Regions from separate parts of the Homo sapiens genome. Here region 1 is linked to region 2. Evidence: read pairs that join two places in POLR2A ChIA-PET (ENCODE). Cell type or tissue: OCI-LY7. All regions are shown on one strand. Links, peaks and the distances in the headings refer to the core of each region. The heading gives the core; the rest is flanking DNA. Region 1 overlaps ASH1L (ASH1 like histone lysine methyltransferase). Region 2 has its middle 19 kb from the start of ASH1L.

Evidence for each region. ChIA-PET counts read pairs that join two places held together with the same protein. Peaks named below come from ENCODE experiments on the same cell type or tissue, not always from the same donor. Only the 100,000 strongest peaks of a DNase experiment are listed, where the experiment ranks them.
Region 1: POLR2A ChIA-PET joins it to region 2 with 6 read pairs; 8 of 35 experiments call an interaction of 5 or more read pairs at or near these places.

The regions. Positions count from the first base shown.
Region 1 is chr1:155,534,264-155,539,083 of GRCh38, forward strand. The region is part of intron 1 of ASH1L (ASH1 like histone lysine methyltransferase); the gene reads right to left. Among named protein-coding and RNA genes, the nearest start is that of ASH1L-AS1, 25 kb to the right of the region's middle. In OCI-LY7, for the core only: no CTCF peak of the experiment used is centred there; a DNase peak (open chromatin) is centred at 1,988; H3K27ac peaks cover 853 bases.
Region 2 is chr1:155,575,784-155,587,206 of GRCh38, forward strand. It overlaps a transcript of MSTO1 not described here. Among named protein-coding and RNA genes, the nearest start is that of ASH1L, 19 kb to the left of the region's middle. RefSeq lists silencers at 1,224-1,361, 11,165-11,328. In OCI-LY7, for the core only: no CTCF peak of the experiment used is centred there; no DNase peak of the experiment used is centred there.

The DNA of each region.
Region 1 (4,820 bases), core at 1-4,000, 49 kb before region 2:
GAGAAACATCTGTTTGCTGAGGAAGGAAGATTATTCCAAAGACAGCAAAAGTTGGTTCTGGAATACCAGTCATATCAGCATACTAGATTAGGATGGTAACAATGGAAATAGAGAAAAACGGGTGGATTTAAGAGACATGTTAGATATTTGTCAATATAATGTGAGAGGATGAGGGTGGAAAAAACTGAAGACTTGACCAAATGGTAAATGGTATGGTGGTACCATTTGGAGACTCATTCAACAAATATTTACCAAGTTATATATCAAGAACTGGAGATACAATAGTACAAAATATAGACAAAAACCCTTGCTTTGTGGGGCCAATATTCTAGAAGTATGCCAGGATGAGACAGAAAGGGAAGATCAAAGGGTTCAGTAATAAGTACATTAAATTTTAGGTACCTGTGAAACATTTAAGTGGAAAGTCAAAGAGAGAGCTGAAAATATATGTATATGCTATATACAGAGGGAGGCAGTGTAACAACATACAAATGAAAAAGTTAACGGAATTTTATAAGATTTTTAGCCTGGAAGAACAATGAAGAACAATTCTTTTTCTTTTTAGATAAGTAAACCTATTTAAAATTGCCATGTTATAGATTAAACAATGCAGGTAGATTGTTAGCTTAAAACAAGTAAAATCTGGCCAGGTGCGGTGGCTCATGCCCATAACCTCAGCACTTTGGCAGGCCAAGGCGGGTGGATCACCTGAGGTCAGGAGCAAGACCAGCCTAGCCAACACAGTGAAACTCTTTTCTCTACTAAAAATACAAAAATTAGCGGGACATGGTGGCACACGCCTGTAATCCCAACTACTCGGGAGGCTGAGGCAGGAGAATCGCTTGAACCCAGAAGGCAGAGGTTGTGGTGAGCCAAGATCGTGCCATTGCACTCCAGCCTGGGCAACAATAGTAAAACTCCATTTAAAAAAAAAAAAAAAAAGTAAAATCTAACTTGTCTTATCTGAGGATTTTTTTTTTTTTTAAGACTGGGTTTTGCTCTGTTGCCAAGGCTGGAATGCAGTGGCATCTTCTTAGCTCACTGCAGCCTCAAACTCTGGAGCTCAAATGATTCTCTCACCTCAGCCTCCCGCGCAGCTAACAGGGGGCAAGCCACCATGCCTGCTCATCTACAAGGAATTTTTGTTTTCCTTTGTGATCTTTATTAAACATGGCTAGAGACTTTTTATTTCTAAACATTACAACATTATTTCTTAACATTAAAAACCAGTTATAGGCTGGGTGTGGTGGTTCACGCCTGTAATCCCAACACTTTGGGAGGCCAAGGCAATAGGACTGCTTGAACTCAGGAACTTGAGGCCTCAGTAAGCTAAGAAAATATCACTGCATTTCAGCCTTGGCAACAGGGCAAGACCCCATCTCTTAAAAAAAAAAAAAAAAAGTATAAATTAGCGACACAAGATTTTATTTAAAAATGTATAGCACATTAGGCCAGGCATGGTGGCTCACACCTGTAATCCCAGCACTTGGGAGGTTGAGGCAGGCAGATCACCCGAGGTTGGGTTGGGAGTTTGAGACCAGCCTGACCAACATGGAAAAACACTGTCTCTAATAAAAATACAAAATTAGCCAGGCGTGGTGGCGCATGCCTGTAATCCCAGCTACTCAGGACGCTGAGGCAGGAGAATCTCTTGAACCTGGGAGGCAGAGATTGCAGTGAGCCGAGATCGTGCCATTGCACGCCAGCCTGGGCAACAAGAGCAAAACTCCATCTCAAGAAAAAAAAAAAAAAGAAAAAAATTTATAGCACATTATTCATTTAAATTTGTGCTGGGCTTCAGACTCTTTAAAATTTCCACAGATAACCATCATATTTCTTAGGATATATCAAACTAGCTAAGTAATCACATACCCAGGAAATGGAGGTTCTAGTCAAGCCAAAAAGTAAGTGCGAAGGTCTTGAGGTGGAAGTATTTTTGTTGTGTTTCAGAAATAGAATGGAGACCTTTGCCCAACCCGGCTTCCTGGAACTGAATGAGTACGCAGACTGAGAGGGCATGCAGGACTTATACAGAGGGCCTTGCAGACTTATAAAGACTTTAGCTTTTACTTTGAGACAGGAAGCCATCAAAATGGTTTTAAGAAATGACATGATCTGACTCAGGCCTTGAAAAGATCATCTGCTACTGAATTGAGATGACAAATTTTTGGCCTAATAACTTGTTATCATCCTTGACTCCTTCCTTTATCTCAAATCCTACACACGCAGTCTGTCAGCAAAATCTGTCAGCTTTACCTTCAAAACATATGCAGTCATTTCTCACTACTCAACAGCTCCCATATATGAATACGCTATGTCTGTCAAAAGTAGAACCCATGCTTTTAATACTTCTACATAATGAGGGAGGCTAATCCAGGATGACTGCTCAAGCCCAGAAGTTCAAGGCTGCAGTGAGCTATGATCATGCCACTGCACTCCAGCCTGGGTGACAGAGTGAGAACCAGTCTCTAAAAAAAGTTAAAAGAAAAAAGAAAGAGGCCAGGCGCAGTGGCTCATGCCTGTAATCCCAGCACTTTGGGAGGCTGAAATGGGCAGATCACAAGGTCAGGAGATCGAGACCATCCTGGCTAACATGGTGAAACCTCGTCTCTACCAAAAATACAAAAAAAAATTAGCCGGGCGTGGTGGCGAGTGCCTGTAGTCCCAGCTACTTGGGAGGCTGAGACAGGAGAATGGTGTGAACCCTGGAGGCGAGGCTTGCAGAGAGCCGAGGTCACACCACTGCACTCCAGCCTGGCGACAGAGCAAGACTCTGTCTCAAAAAAAAAAAAAGGGAAAAAAGAAAGAAATTCAACACAGAAAGGCAATTATTTATCAAATGTTATCAAACAAACCCAAAGAAGTCAAAACTCCCTAAAACATGCCTGCAGTGCATTTGCTGCCTAGAGTTTAAAGCTGATAGACTTTAAGATTAAGAGGTAATTTCAAGGGATTAAATATTACAATGATTATATCTGAAAACCAAAAGCTTGGGCATTATTCACTCACTGAAACGAATTTAAAGAAACAAACAAGAAGAGTATTTGGGTATCCTGGGAGTGTTTTTCAAACTCCACTAACATTTATCTATCTTAGTCCTACTAGGCGCCATACACTATGCCAAAGTGGTTTCACTTATTGTCTCATTTGTTTCATTCTGACAATAATCTTATTAGATTTAACTAATCACATTTTATAGATGGGCAAACAGGCTTCGAAACGTGATTAACTCTAAGACTGTAAAATTAGTAAATAGAAGAACTTGGATTGAATGTAATCTTCTCACTCCAAATCTACTACAGGATATCCATCTGCAAGAAAAGAACTCAGACCCTTACCTCACATCATACACAAAAATTAACTCAAGTGGATCACAAATCTAAATTCGAAAACGAACTATAAAATTCCTAAAAGAAAATGTAGAAGGAAATCTTTGTGACTTTGGGTTAGGCAAAATTTCTTAGATATGACAGCATGATTTTTTTTTTTTAAAAAAAGCTGGTAAACTGAACTTCACCAAAACTATAAACTTCTGTCCTTCAAAAAGGCAGTACTAAGAAAATGAACACAAGACACAAACTACTACAGGTTACTGTGATAGTACACATTCCTGCCACCTCTCTGGAAGCCACTCCTGAGTCTTATCTGCTGATCTGATTTGGCCTACCAGACTTCCAGATGTTGGAATTCCTTAGGTTCAGTCAGTCTTTTCTTTCTCTAAAATATTTTGGCATTTTTTAAATTTTTTAATTTTTATTTATTTTTTATTTTTATTTTTGGAGATGGAGTCTCACTCTGTCACCCAGGCTGGAGTGCTGTGGCACCATCTTGGCTCACTGCAACCTCTGCATCCTGGGTTCAAGTGAGTCTCCTGTCTCAGCCTCCAAAGTGGCTGGGACTACAGGTGCGCATCACCAGGCCAGGCTAATTTTTGTATCTTTAGTACTTATATTTTGCATTTTGGAGATGGGGTTTCACCATTTTGGCCAGGTTGGTCTTGAACGTCTGACCTCAAGTGATCTGTCCACCTCAGCCTCCCAAAGTGCTGGGATTACAGGCATGAGCTATGGCACCTGGCGTTTTTTTGTTTGTTTGTTTGTTTGTTTGTTTTTGAGATGGAGTCTCACTCTGTCACCCAGGCTGGAATGCAATGGCGCAATCTCGGCTCACTGCAACCTCTGCCTTCTGGGTTCAAGCGAGTCTCCTGCCTCAGCCTCCCGAGTAGCCGGGACTACAGGAACGCACCACCACATCCGGCTAATTTTTTATATTTTCAGTAGAGACAAGGTTTCACTATATTGAACTCCTGACCTCGTGATCTGCCCGCCTCGGCCTTCCAAAGTGCTGGGATTACAGGTGTGAACCACTGTACCCAGCCTTTTTTTTTTTTTTTTTTTTTTAATAAAGACGGCTCTATCATCTGGCCTGGGGTACAGTGGCATAATAATAGCTTACTGCAGCCTCCAACTCCTGTGCTCAAGGGATCCTCCCACCTCAGCTTCCCAAGTAATAGGGACCATAGGCATGTGCCACTGCACCTGGCTCCTACTCTAGATTCTTTCCCTGTGTAATTTATTATACTACTTAAGACTTTTAAGCTCCAGACAGTATATCTGAAACCTGGTTCAATATCTTTACAAAGTTTAATCCTCCTCCAATCTTTCCCATTTCAGTACCACCAATTGCTCAAGTCAGAGCTACTACTAGTCAAACTACTACAGGTTACTATGATAGTACACATTCCTGCCACCTCTCTGGAAGCCACTCCTGAGTCTTATCTGCAGATCTGATTTGGCCTACCAGACTCCCAGATGTTGGAA
Region 2 (11,423 bases), core at 7,424-11,423:
GTCTTATTTTATTTTTATTTATTTATTTATTTATTTATTTATTTATTTATTTATTTTTGAGACAGAGTTCGCTCTGTTGCCCAGGCTGCAGTGCAATGGCGTGATCTCGGCTCACTGCAACCTCCACCTCCTGGGCTCAAGCGATTCTCCTGCCTCAGCCTGCCAAGTGGCTGGGACTACAGGCACACGTCACCACGCCCAGCTAATTTTGTATTTTTAGTAGAGAAGGGGTTTCTCCATGTTGGCCAGGCTGGTCTCAAACTCCTGACCTCAGGTGATCCGCCTGCTTCGGCCTCCCAAAGTGCTGGGATTACAGGTGTGAGCCACCCCGCCAGGCCCCCCATTTTTAAATTGAGTTGCCTTTTTATTAAGTTGTAAATGTTCTTTATATATTATGGAGATAAGTTAAGTTCTATGTGATTTGCAAATATTTTCTCCCATCCTGTGGGTTGTCTTCCACTTACTTGATGGTATCCTTTGAAGTACAAGTGTCTGATTTGGATACAATTCGTTATCTATTTATAGTTTTTTTGTTTTGTTCTGTTTTGTTTTTGTTTTTGTTTTTTGAGACGGAGTCTCTGTCACCAGGCTGGACTGCAGTGACGCGATCTCAGCTCACTGCAACTTCCGCCTCCCGGGTTCAAGTGATTCTCCTGCCTCAGCCTCCTGAGTAGCTGGGACTACAGGTGCGCACCACCACGCCCATCTAAGTTTTGTATTTTTAGTAGAGATGGGGTTTCACCATGTTGGCCATGATGGTCTCGATATCTTGACCTTGTGATCCGCCCACCTCAGCCTCCCAAAGTGCTGGGATTACAGGTGTGAGCCACTGTGCCCAGCCTATTTTTAGTTCTTTTGCTTGTGCTTTTGATGTTATATCTAAGAAACCATTGCATAACACACGATAATGAAGATTTACTCCTGTATTTTCTGCTATAGAAAATTAGAGGCTGAGCGCAGTGGCACACGCCTGTAATCCCAGCACTTTGGGAGGCCAAACTGGGTGGATCACCTGAGGTCAGGAGATCGAGACCATCCTGGCTAACATGGTAAAACCCCATCTCTACTAAAAATACAAAAAATTAGCCGGGCGTGGTGGCAGGCGCTTGTAATCCCAGCTACTCGGGAGACTGAGGCAGGAGAATGGCTTGAACCCGGGAGGCGGAGGTTGCAGTGAGCCGAGATCGTGCCATTGCACTCCAGCCTGGGCAACAAGAGCAAAACTCCGTCTCAAAAAAAAAAAAAAAAAAAAAAAAAAAGTTAGAAAACTCACCCCTGCAAGTTTTTTTTTTTGTCTTTTTTTTGTTTGTTTGTTTGTTTTTTGAGATGGAGTCTCGCTCTGTCACCCAGGCTGTAGTGCAGTGGCGCAATCTCAGCTCACTGCAAGCTCCACCTCCCAGGTTCACGCCATTCTCCTGCCTCAGCCTCCGGAGTAGCTGGGACTACAGGCGCCTGCCACCACGCCCGGCTAATTTTTTGTATTTTTAGTAGAGATGGGGTTTTACCATGTTAGCCAGGATGGTCTCGATCTCCTGACCTCGTGATCCACCCGCCTCGGCCTCCCAAAGTGCTGGGATTACAGGCGTGAGCCACCACGCCCGGCCGCCCCCTCCAAGTTTTATACCTGTAGCTCTTACATTTAGGTCTATGAGCTATTTTGCATTCATGTTTGTGTATAATGTAAGGTAGGGGTCCATTTTCATTCTTTTGCATGAGTATCAGGTTGTCCCAGCACTATTTGTTGAAGAGACTATTCTTTCTTCATTGAAGTGTCTTGGCATCCATGTTGAAAATCAGTTGACCATGATGTAAGCGTATGCCAGTACCAGACTATCTTGATTACTGTAGCTTTATCGTAAGTTTTGGAATCAAGATGTATGAGTCCTTTAAATTTGTTATTTTTCAAGAATGCTTGGGCTATTCTAGGTCTATGGCATTTCCATATGAATTTTGAGATCAGCTTCAAAAGTTTTTTCTTAAGACAGGGTCTCACTGTGTCACCCAGGTTGGAGTGGAGTGGCGCGACGCTAGAGTCCACTGCACTTTCGACTTCTCAGGCTCAAGCGATCCTCCCACCTCAGCTCCCCAACTAGCTGGGGCTACAAGCACGAGCCACTACACCCAGCTAATTTTGTATTTTTCGTAGAGACGGAGTTTCACCCTGTTGCCCAGGCTGGTATCGAACTCCTAGCTCAATTGATCCACCCGCCTTGGCCTCCCAAAGAGCTGGGATTATAGGCATGAGCCACCGCACCTAGCTAGCTTGACAATTTTGACCAAAAAGATTGCTGGGATTTTGATAGTAGCAATATTTTTTTAAAAAAAGGACTGGTGATTTTAGTGAACTGTGTTCTCCGTATGAAGCACTGGTGTGATGGAGTTACAAAAGTCGCTCTTGGAAATATAATATCCTAAATTAGGGAAACAGTAGATCATACCTGAAGTGTATTGGGGTAATATAGAGAAGGGACTTGTACTGCATGATAATTGCTTTAGGAAACTGAAAGCATTTATGGGGGAGGGGTGGGGAGCAGAGGACCATAACTACCTTTCTTTTTTTTTTTTTTTTTTTTTTTTTTTTGAGATAGAGTCTCACTCTGTCACCCACACTGGCGTGCAGTCTTGGCTCACTGCAACCTCCGCCTCCCAGGTTCACGTGATTCTTGTGCCTCAGCCTCCCAAGTAGCTGGAACTACAGGCATGCGCCACCACGCCCGGCTAATCTTTTTTTTTTTTTTTTTTTTTGAGACGGAGTCCCACTCTTTAGCCCAGGCCAGACTGCAGTGGCACAATCTCGGCTCACTGCAAGCTCCGCCTCCCAGGTTCACGCCATTCTCCTGCCTCAGCCTCCCGAGTAGCTGGGACTACAGGCGCCCGCCACCGCGCCCGGCTAATTTTTTGTATTTTTAGTAGAGATGGGGTTTCACCGTGTTAGCCAAGATGGTCTCGATCTCCTGACCTTGTGATCCGCCCGCCTCGGCCTCCCAAAGTGCTGGGATTACAGGCGTGAGCCACCGCGCCCGGCCCTGTGTGGTTTTTTTTTTGTTTTTTTTTTTTTCAGTAGAGACGAGGTTTCGCCATATTGGCCAGGCTGGTCTCAAACTCCTGACCTCAGGTGATCTGCCCACCTCGGCCTCCCAAAGTGCTGGGATTACAGGTGTGAGCCACTGCACCCGGCCCATAACTACCTTTAATAATTGAAAAGCTGTCATGTGGAAGATGGCTTGTAAAACCCAAGAGGAGGCCAGGTGTGGTGGCTCACGCTTGTCATCCCAGCACTTTGGGAGGCTGGGGCAGGCGGATCACCTGAGGTTGGGAGTTCAAGACCAGCCTGACCAACATGGAGAAACCCCGTCTCTACTGAAAATACAAAATTAGCTGGACATGGACATGGTGGCGCATGCAGGCAATCCTAGCTACTCGGGAGGCCGAGGCGGGAGAATCGCTTGAACCCGGGAGGCAGAGGTTGTGGTGAGCCGAGATCAAGCCATTGCACTCTGGCCTGGGCAACAAGAGTGAAACTCCATCTCAAAACAAGCAAACAAACAAACAAACAAACAAACAAACAAAAAACCCAAGAGGAAGACTAGGACAGTGAATGGAAGCTACAAGGAGACATGTTGCCTCGAACTACTGAAGAACTTTTATTAAAAGCTGTGTAAAAACCATAATGACTTCCTATTGAGTTCCCCATCACTGGAAATCATTAGGCATTTGCTGATTGACAGTGTAGCATATATAGTGGCTAATGGGAAAGGCTTGAGAGTCAAACATAGATTTCAATTCTAAAACTGCCTGATTTTAGGATATATACCCTTGGAGTTAATCTATCCATACTTATTTTCAGCTGAGCATAATAACGTGTACCTGATGGGACTGTTGTAAGATAATGCCTTTAATTTGCTTATTATAGAGCCTATTTCAGAAAAATATTCAGTGATTAATATTAAGATCAATGTAGCACTGATTTAGTTCTGAACGAGTTCAATCCTTAGACTAGGTCGACATAATCTTAAGCATCTGTGGTTCTCGCCTGTAATCCCAGCACTTTGGGAGGCCGAGGCAGGCAGATCACTTGAGGTTGAGGAGTTTGAGACCAGACTGGCCAAAATGGTGAAACCTCGTCTCTACTAAAAATACAAAAATTAGCCAGGCGTGGTGGTGTGTCTGTAATCCCAGCTACTTGGGAGGCTGAGGCAAGAGAATTTCTTGAACCCGGGAGGCAGAGGTTGCAGTGAGCCGAGATCGGGCCACTGCCCTCCAGCCTGGGCAACAGAGCAAGAGTCCATCTCAAAAAGAAAAAAAAAAAAAAAAGAATCTGTTATTCTCTCTGGGTATAGTGGCTCGCACATGTAATCCCAACTACTCGTGAGGCTGAAGGGAGAGGTTGCATGGCCAGCGGTTTGAAACCAGCCTTGGTAACATAATGAGACCCTGACTCTAAGAAAAAAAAAAAAAAGGGCCGAGTGTGGTGGCTCACACCCGTAATCCCAGCATGTTGGGAGATGGAGGCAGGACGATCCCTTGTGCCCAGGAGTTTGAGACCAGACTGGGCAACATAGTAAGACCCTGCCCTGTCTCTACAAAAATAATAAAAATAAATTAGCCAGGCGTGGTGGTGTGCACCTGTGGTCCCAGTTACTTGGGAGGCTGAGGTGAAAGGATCATTTCGGCCTGAGAGTTCGAGGTTGCAGTGAGCCGTGATCACGCCACTGCACTGAAGTTTTAGCACATAGTCTTTGGGATACCTTTCTAAATTTGGCACAGGCTGTTTCTGACTTCCTTCTGAAGTTACATTTGGCCTGTCTAGGCAAGAATACTCTTTTTGTTGTTTGTTTAAAGAAAGATAATTTGGCCAGGTGCGGTGGCTCACGCCTGTAATCCCAGCACTTTGGGAGGCCGAGGTGGGCGGATTGCCTGAGCTGAGGAGTTCAAAACCACCCTGGGCAACATGGTGAAACCCCATCTCTACTAAACACCAAAAAATTAGCCAAGTGTGGTGGCATGCATCTGTACTCGGGAGGCTGAGGCAGGAGAATTGCTTGAGCCCAGGAGGCAGAGGTTGCAGTGAGCCAAGATTGTGCCACTGCACTCCACTTGGGTAACAGAGTGAGACTCTGTCTCAAAAAAAAAAAAAAAAAAAAAGGGAGAGAGAACTCTAATACTCTAACACTACCTAAACAGTTTCATCAGAGTAGCGGCAGAGTTTTACACACAATAGTGTGTAAGAATCTGTGGTTTCTTACAGATTATTACAAATACAAAAAAATGTCTTTTTACATGCATTTGGAAAAGCTTCAAAAGACTAAGGCAACTATTTGGGATTTGTTTATCTACATTTTATTTTGTTTTTTAATTGTTTTTAAGAGACGCAGTCTTGCTATCTTGCCAGGCTGGTCTTGAACTCCTGGGCTCAAGTGATCCTTATACCTCGGCCTCCCAAAGTGTGGGCATTATAGGTGTGAGTCACCTCATCCAGCCATTATCTACATTTTAAATAAAGACTGTGGTTGGAAGCAGAACTCTTTTGTCTTGGAATACTTGAGGCAGATAATGGGGAAAAGCTCAGAATGATGGCAGTTGAAAAATATTGGAGAAGTATTTTATTTTACTTTATATTTTATTATTATTATTATTTTGAGACAGAGTCTCACTCTGTCGACCAGGCTGGAGTGCGGTGGTGTGATCTCAGCCCACTTCAACCTCCTCTTGAACCTGGGAGGGTTCAAGCAGTTCTCATGCCTCAATCTCCCAAGTAGCTGGGATTATAGGCATGTCCCACCTCGCCCATCTAATTTTTGTATTTTTAGTAGAGATGGGGTTTCGCCATGTTGACCAGTACTCCTGACCTCAAGTGATCTTCCTGCCTCAGCCTCCCAAAGTACTGGGATTACAGGCGTGAGCCACTGCGCCCGGCATGGAGAAGTATATTAATGACATTTTTGAGAATTTTGTTTGTTTTGGCTTCCTATTAGGCTGGAGATAATTATCATTCATCTTTAATTTTTACCATAATTTTTTTTTTTTTGAGATGTAGTCTTGCTCTGTCACCCAGGCTGGAGTGCAGTGGCGCGATCTTGGCTCACTACAACCTCCGCATCCCCGGTGCAAGCGATTCTCCTGCCTCAGCCTTCCGAGTAGCTGGGACTACAGGTGTGCACCACCATGTCTGGCTTTTTTTTTTTTTTTGAGTCGGAATTTCGCTCTTGTTGCCCAGGCTGGAGTGCAATGGCATGATCTCGGCTCACCGCAACCTCCACCTCCTGAGTTCAATCATTTTTTGTATTTTTAGTAGAGACAGAGTTTCACCATGTTAGCCAAGGTGGTCTCGATCTCCTGATCTCATGATCGCCCGCCTCGGCCTCCCAAAGTGCTGGGATTACAGGCGTGAGCCACCACGCCCGGCCAACCATCAGTCATTTCTCATAGGAAACCTGTCCCTTACCTACCGTCCAGTTACAAGCAAAATGTTTAACTTGTGTTCTGCAGAGAAGTGTTCAAATGACATGAAAAGACTGAAAACAGAAATCAGTACGCAATTTTTCATAGTATTAGTGGCATTCAGCCTTATCTTGCAGAGTCCTGATTTGTATATACCCTGGAAAATAGAATAAGCAAACATTCCTCTCTTTTGTGTTGATTTGGCTTGTTGATAGGATTTCTCTGCTTATAGATTTTTTGTTTGTTTGTTTTTTGAGACAGAGTCTCATTCTGTCGCCAGGCTGGAGTGCAGTGGCACGATCTCGGCTCACTGCAGCCTCTGCCTCCCGGGTTCAAGCAATTCTCTGCCTCAGCCTCCCTAGTAGCTGGGATTACAAGGTGCCCACAACAACACCCAGCTAATTTTTTGTATTTTTAGTAGAGACGGGGTTTCACCATCTTGGCCAGGCTGATCTTGAACTCCTGACCCCGTGATCCACCTGCCTCGGCCTCCCAAAGTGCTGGTATTACAGGCATGAGCCACCGCGCCCGGCCGGCTTATAGGTATTTTAAAATATTTTGAAATGTGATTTAGTCTAGGTTGTCTGCTTTAGGGTGAGACTTTTGAGATTTCTTTCTCTCCTTACCCACCTACCTGCAACTTTGTTTTTGTTTTGTTTTTTGTTTTTGTGGAGGCAGGATCTCACTCTGTTGCCCAGGCTGGAGTGCGCTGGTCACTGCAGCCTTGAACTCCTGGGCTCAAGTGATCCTCCCTTCTCAGCCTCCCAAGTAGCTGAGACTACAGGCACAGACCACCATGCCTGGCAAATTAAAAAAAAAAAAAAATTGTAGAGTTGCAGTGTGGCCACGTTGCCGAGGCTGATCTCCAACTCCTGGCCTCAAATGATTTTTTCCGGCCTGGGCTTCCCAAAGTGCTAGAATTATAGATGTGTGCCACTGCACCTGGTCCTTCCCCTTCTTCTTAAAGTATCTTGTTATTCCCATATAGAAGGTATATCTTTTTTTTTTTTTTTTTTACTTGAAAACTAGTGAGGGCCAGGCATAGTGGCTCACACCTGCAATCCCAGCACTTTGGGAAGCCAAGGCAGGAAGATCACTTGAGGCCAGGAGTTAGAGACCAGCCTAGGCAACATAGCCAGACCCCATCTCTATAAAAATAAAATATAGCCACGAGGTGGTTGCACGTGCCTGTAGTCCCAGCTGCTCAGGAGGCTGAGGCAGGAGGATTGCTTGAGCCTAGGAGTTAGAGGCTGCAGTGAGCTATGATCGCCACTGCACTCCAGCCTGGGCAACAGACTGAGACCCGATCTCACAAAATAATAAAGTAGTGAGGAAATACTGAAGAATTTTAAGCAAGGCTTCAGTGGAGAAAATGTTTAAGTCTGGATGCTGGTAGATCATTTATTTTAATTTGGGTTCAAGATGATAGTGTCCTGGAACAGAAGCTGATTACACGTTCTGACCGTCATTTCTCATAGTGTCTATAACATAGGCAAAATAATAGCTCCAGTGTCCACAGGCACGCCTATGGAAAGAAGGGCATCTGGACCATGTCACACACTCCTTCCTCTCCAGTACCCAGCCTGCTTCCTAGTCCACAGCTCTTCCAGTAGTGGTTGTGCCGGGGAGCATTGAGAAGATCTGGGGAGCACAGTGGGGCAGGTCAAATACTATTGGAGTGACATTGCACTCTAGAAAAGGAGCCCTGAAATCCCACAAGTAAAAAGGCAGGCAGGCCAGTAGAGACCACCCCAGTCTTATTCACCACTATAGACTCTGTGTAGTGTGGGCGTGTGGAAGCATGTCATATGCTTCTTGAATGACTGAGTTTAGGAGTGCTTTGGCGTCTTCATTAAGTAGTATGGCTGTGCAGGTGGCTCACGCTTGTAATCCCAATACTTTGGGAGGCCAAGGCGGGAGGATCACTTGAGCCCAGGAAAGACCAGCTCTGGCAACATAGCGAGACCCTGTCTCTACAAAATATAAAAGCCAGGTACTGTGGCTTGCACCTGTAATCCCAACTACTTGGGAGGCTGAAGTGGGAGGATCGCTTGAATACGGGAGGTTGAGGCTGCAATGAGCTGTGATTGTGCCACTGTACTCCAGCCTAGGTGGCAGAGCAAGACCCTGTCTCAAGAAAAATAAAAAATAACAAACTTGAGGCAGAGCATGGTGGCTCACACTTGTAATCCTGGCATTTGGGAGGCTGAGACAGGAAGATCGCTTGAGCCCAGGAGTTCAAGACCAGCCTGGGCACCATAGGAAGGCTTATCTCTACCAATAAAATAATTTCTTTTTTTAATTAACCAGGCAATGGGCATGTATGGTCCCAGCTGCTTGGAAGGCTGAGGCAGGAGGATCACATGAGGCCAAAAGTTCAAGGCTGCAGTGAGCTGTGATCTTGCCATTGCACTCCAGCCTGGGCAACAGAGTGAGAGCTTGTCTCAAAAAAAAAAAAAAAAAAAAAAAAGAAAGAAAGAGGAAATAAAATTTAAAGGAATTTATATGAGTCTGTACCTCTCTCTCTCTTTTTTTAGACAATATCTCACTGTATCACCCAGGCTGGAGTGCAGTGGTGCGATCATAGCTCCCTGCAGCCTTGAACACCTGGGCTCAAGTGATCCTTTCGCCTCAGCCTCCTATGTGGCTAGGACTACAGGCATGTGCCACAGTGCCAGGTTTTTTTTTTTGTTTTGTTTGTTTGTTTGTTTGTTTGTTTGTGGAGGTGGTCTCACTGTGTCATCTAAGCTGGTCTCAAACTCCTGGGCTCAAGCAGTCTTCCCACCTCAGCCTCCAAAAGTGCTGATATTACAGGCATGAGCCACCATATCCAGCCTATGTGATTCTCTTGACTGTACTTTAAGTTCCTTGATTATAAGGTCAGGGACTATAACAGTTTGTTCACCATTGTATTCACAGGGCCTGGTACATAGTAGGTGCTCACTAACTATTCGGTTAAATGGGTGCAACTCTGTTGTTGCTTTAAAGATTTTGGTTGCAAGAAAAGTGAAAATGAGGGACGGGCGTGGTAGCTCACGCCTGTAATCCCAGCACTTTGGGAGGCCAAGGCGGGCGGATCACGAGGTCAGGAGATCGATACCATCCTTGCTAACACGGTGAAACCCCGTCTCTACTAAAAATACAAAAAATTAGCCAGGCGTGGTGGCGGGCACCTATAGTTCCAGCTGCTTGGGAGGCTGAGGCAGGAGAATTGCTTGAACCCGGGAGGCGGAGGTTGCAGTGAGCTGAGATCGCGCCACTGCACTCCAGCCTGGGTGACAGAGCGAGACTCCGTCTCAAAAAAAAAAAAAAAAAAGAAAAGTGAAAATGATAGCCAAAATGAACTAATCAATTACATAGACATTTAACTTAAGTTATTCTATAACTACTGGATATTGAGAGTTACATTTAAGTATTTTTAAATCTCTTTTAGCTCCAAAAGATTCAGGCTTTTTAAGTATTTTCAGCATGCAAAATAATTAATATAATACACATGTTATAAAAATAATAAAACAAATACTCATGTATCCATTATCCAGTGTTAGTTAATAGCTTATTATCAGTTTCCTTGTGTGCCTGCCCCCATCTTTTTCCTTTCTCCCTAAGAGTAACCATTATTCTATTTGTTGTTCTTATCATTCTCTTGCCTTTTTGTTTCAGTTTTCCTATATATATATCCCCCAAATAATCAATGAAGTTTTTTGGTTTTTTATTTTACATGTCATACTATGCTAGATGTAGTGTTCACTCAGTATGCATTTTTGAGATCCATATTGATGAATGTAATGGTAATTTGTTCTTTGTATTGCTTTCCAGTATTCCATTCTATGACTGTATCTATCCAATGTTCTGTCAATGGACATACGGACATTTGTTTTTTTTACAGTCTTTTTATAATTTGTACTCTGCTAATATGAGCATCTTTATTTCTATTTCTCAGTGTACATGTAGAAGTTTTTTTCTTTCTCTCTCTCTCTGTCTTTTTTTTTTTTTTTTTTGTTAGAGACAGGGTTTCACCATGTTGGCCAGGCTGGTCTCGAAATCCTGACCTCAGGTGATCCACCCGCCTCGGCCTCCCTAAGTGCTGGGATTACAGGCGTGAGCCACCATGCCTGGCCCTGATTTTTTTATTTTTGTAATAAGGTGGCTTCAAATGGTATCTCATTTTCATGGTTTTAATTAGCATTACCCTGATTTGTAATGAGGTTGAAAAATATTTTCATGGGTTTGCTAGCCATTTGTGTTTCTTTTCTGTGAAATGCTTGTTTGTGTCTTTTGCTCATTGTTCTTTATTAGGCTGTAGGCATGCTTTATATGTTCTAGATATTACTCCATATTATTAACCCATAATAATCCATTGTCAGTTTCCCATGTTGCAAATATTTTTTCCCATTTGTGCTTTACCTTTCACTTTTTTTTTTTAAGAGTACAAGGACAATGCTGAAAGGAATAACAAGGCTTATCTCTAGGATCCATAAGGTGAGTCTGGACTGACGGCTGATCTGAACACTTTGTGCATACTGCCTTTTATTATTATTTTTTTAACTCAGTCTTGCTCTGTCACCCTGGCTGGAGCGCAGTGGCGCAATCTCGGCTTGCTGCAACCTCTGCCTTCCAGGTTCAAGCAATTCTCATGCCTCAGCCTCCCAAGTAGCTGGGATTACAGATGAACACTATCATACCTGTCAAATCTTTGTATTTTTAGGAGAGATGGGGTTTTGCCATATTGGGCAGGCTGGTCTCAAACTCCTGGCCTCAAGTTATCCACCTGCCTCAGTCCCCCAAAGTGCTGGGATTACAAGCATGAGCCACTATACCCAGCCTTGAATACTGTCTTTAAGTAGATTTCTTCTTTTTAGATGGATTCATGGTATCTAGAGTCAAATGCTCTGGAGAACTTTGTCTATAACAAGTTTCAGTAGAATAACTGTGTTTGGCCGGGCGCCGTGGCTCACGCTTGTAATCCCAGCACTTTGAGAGGG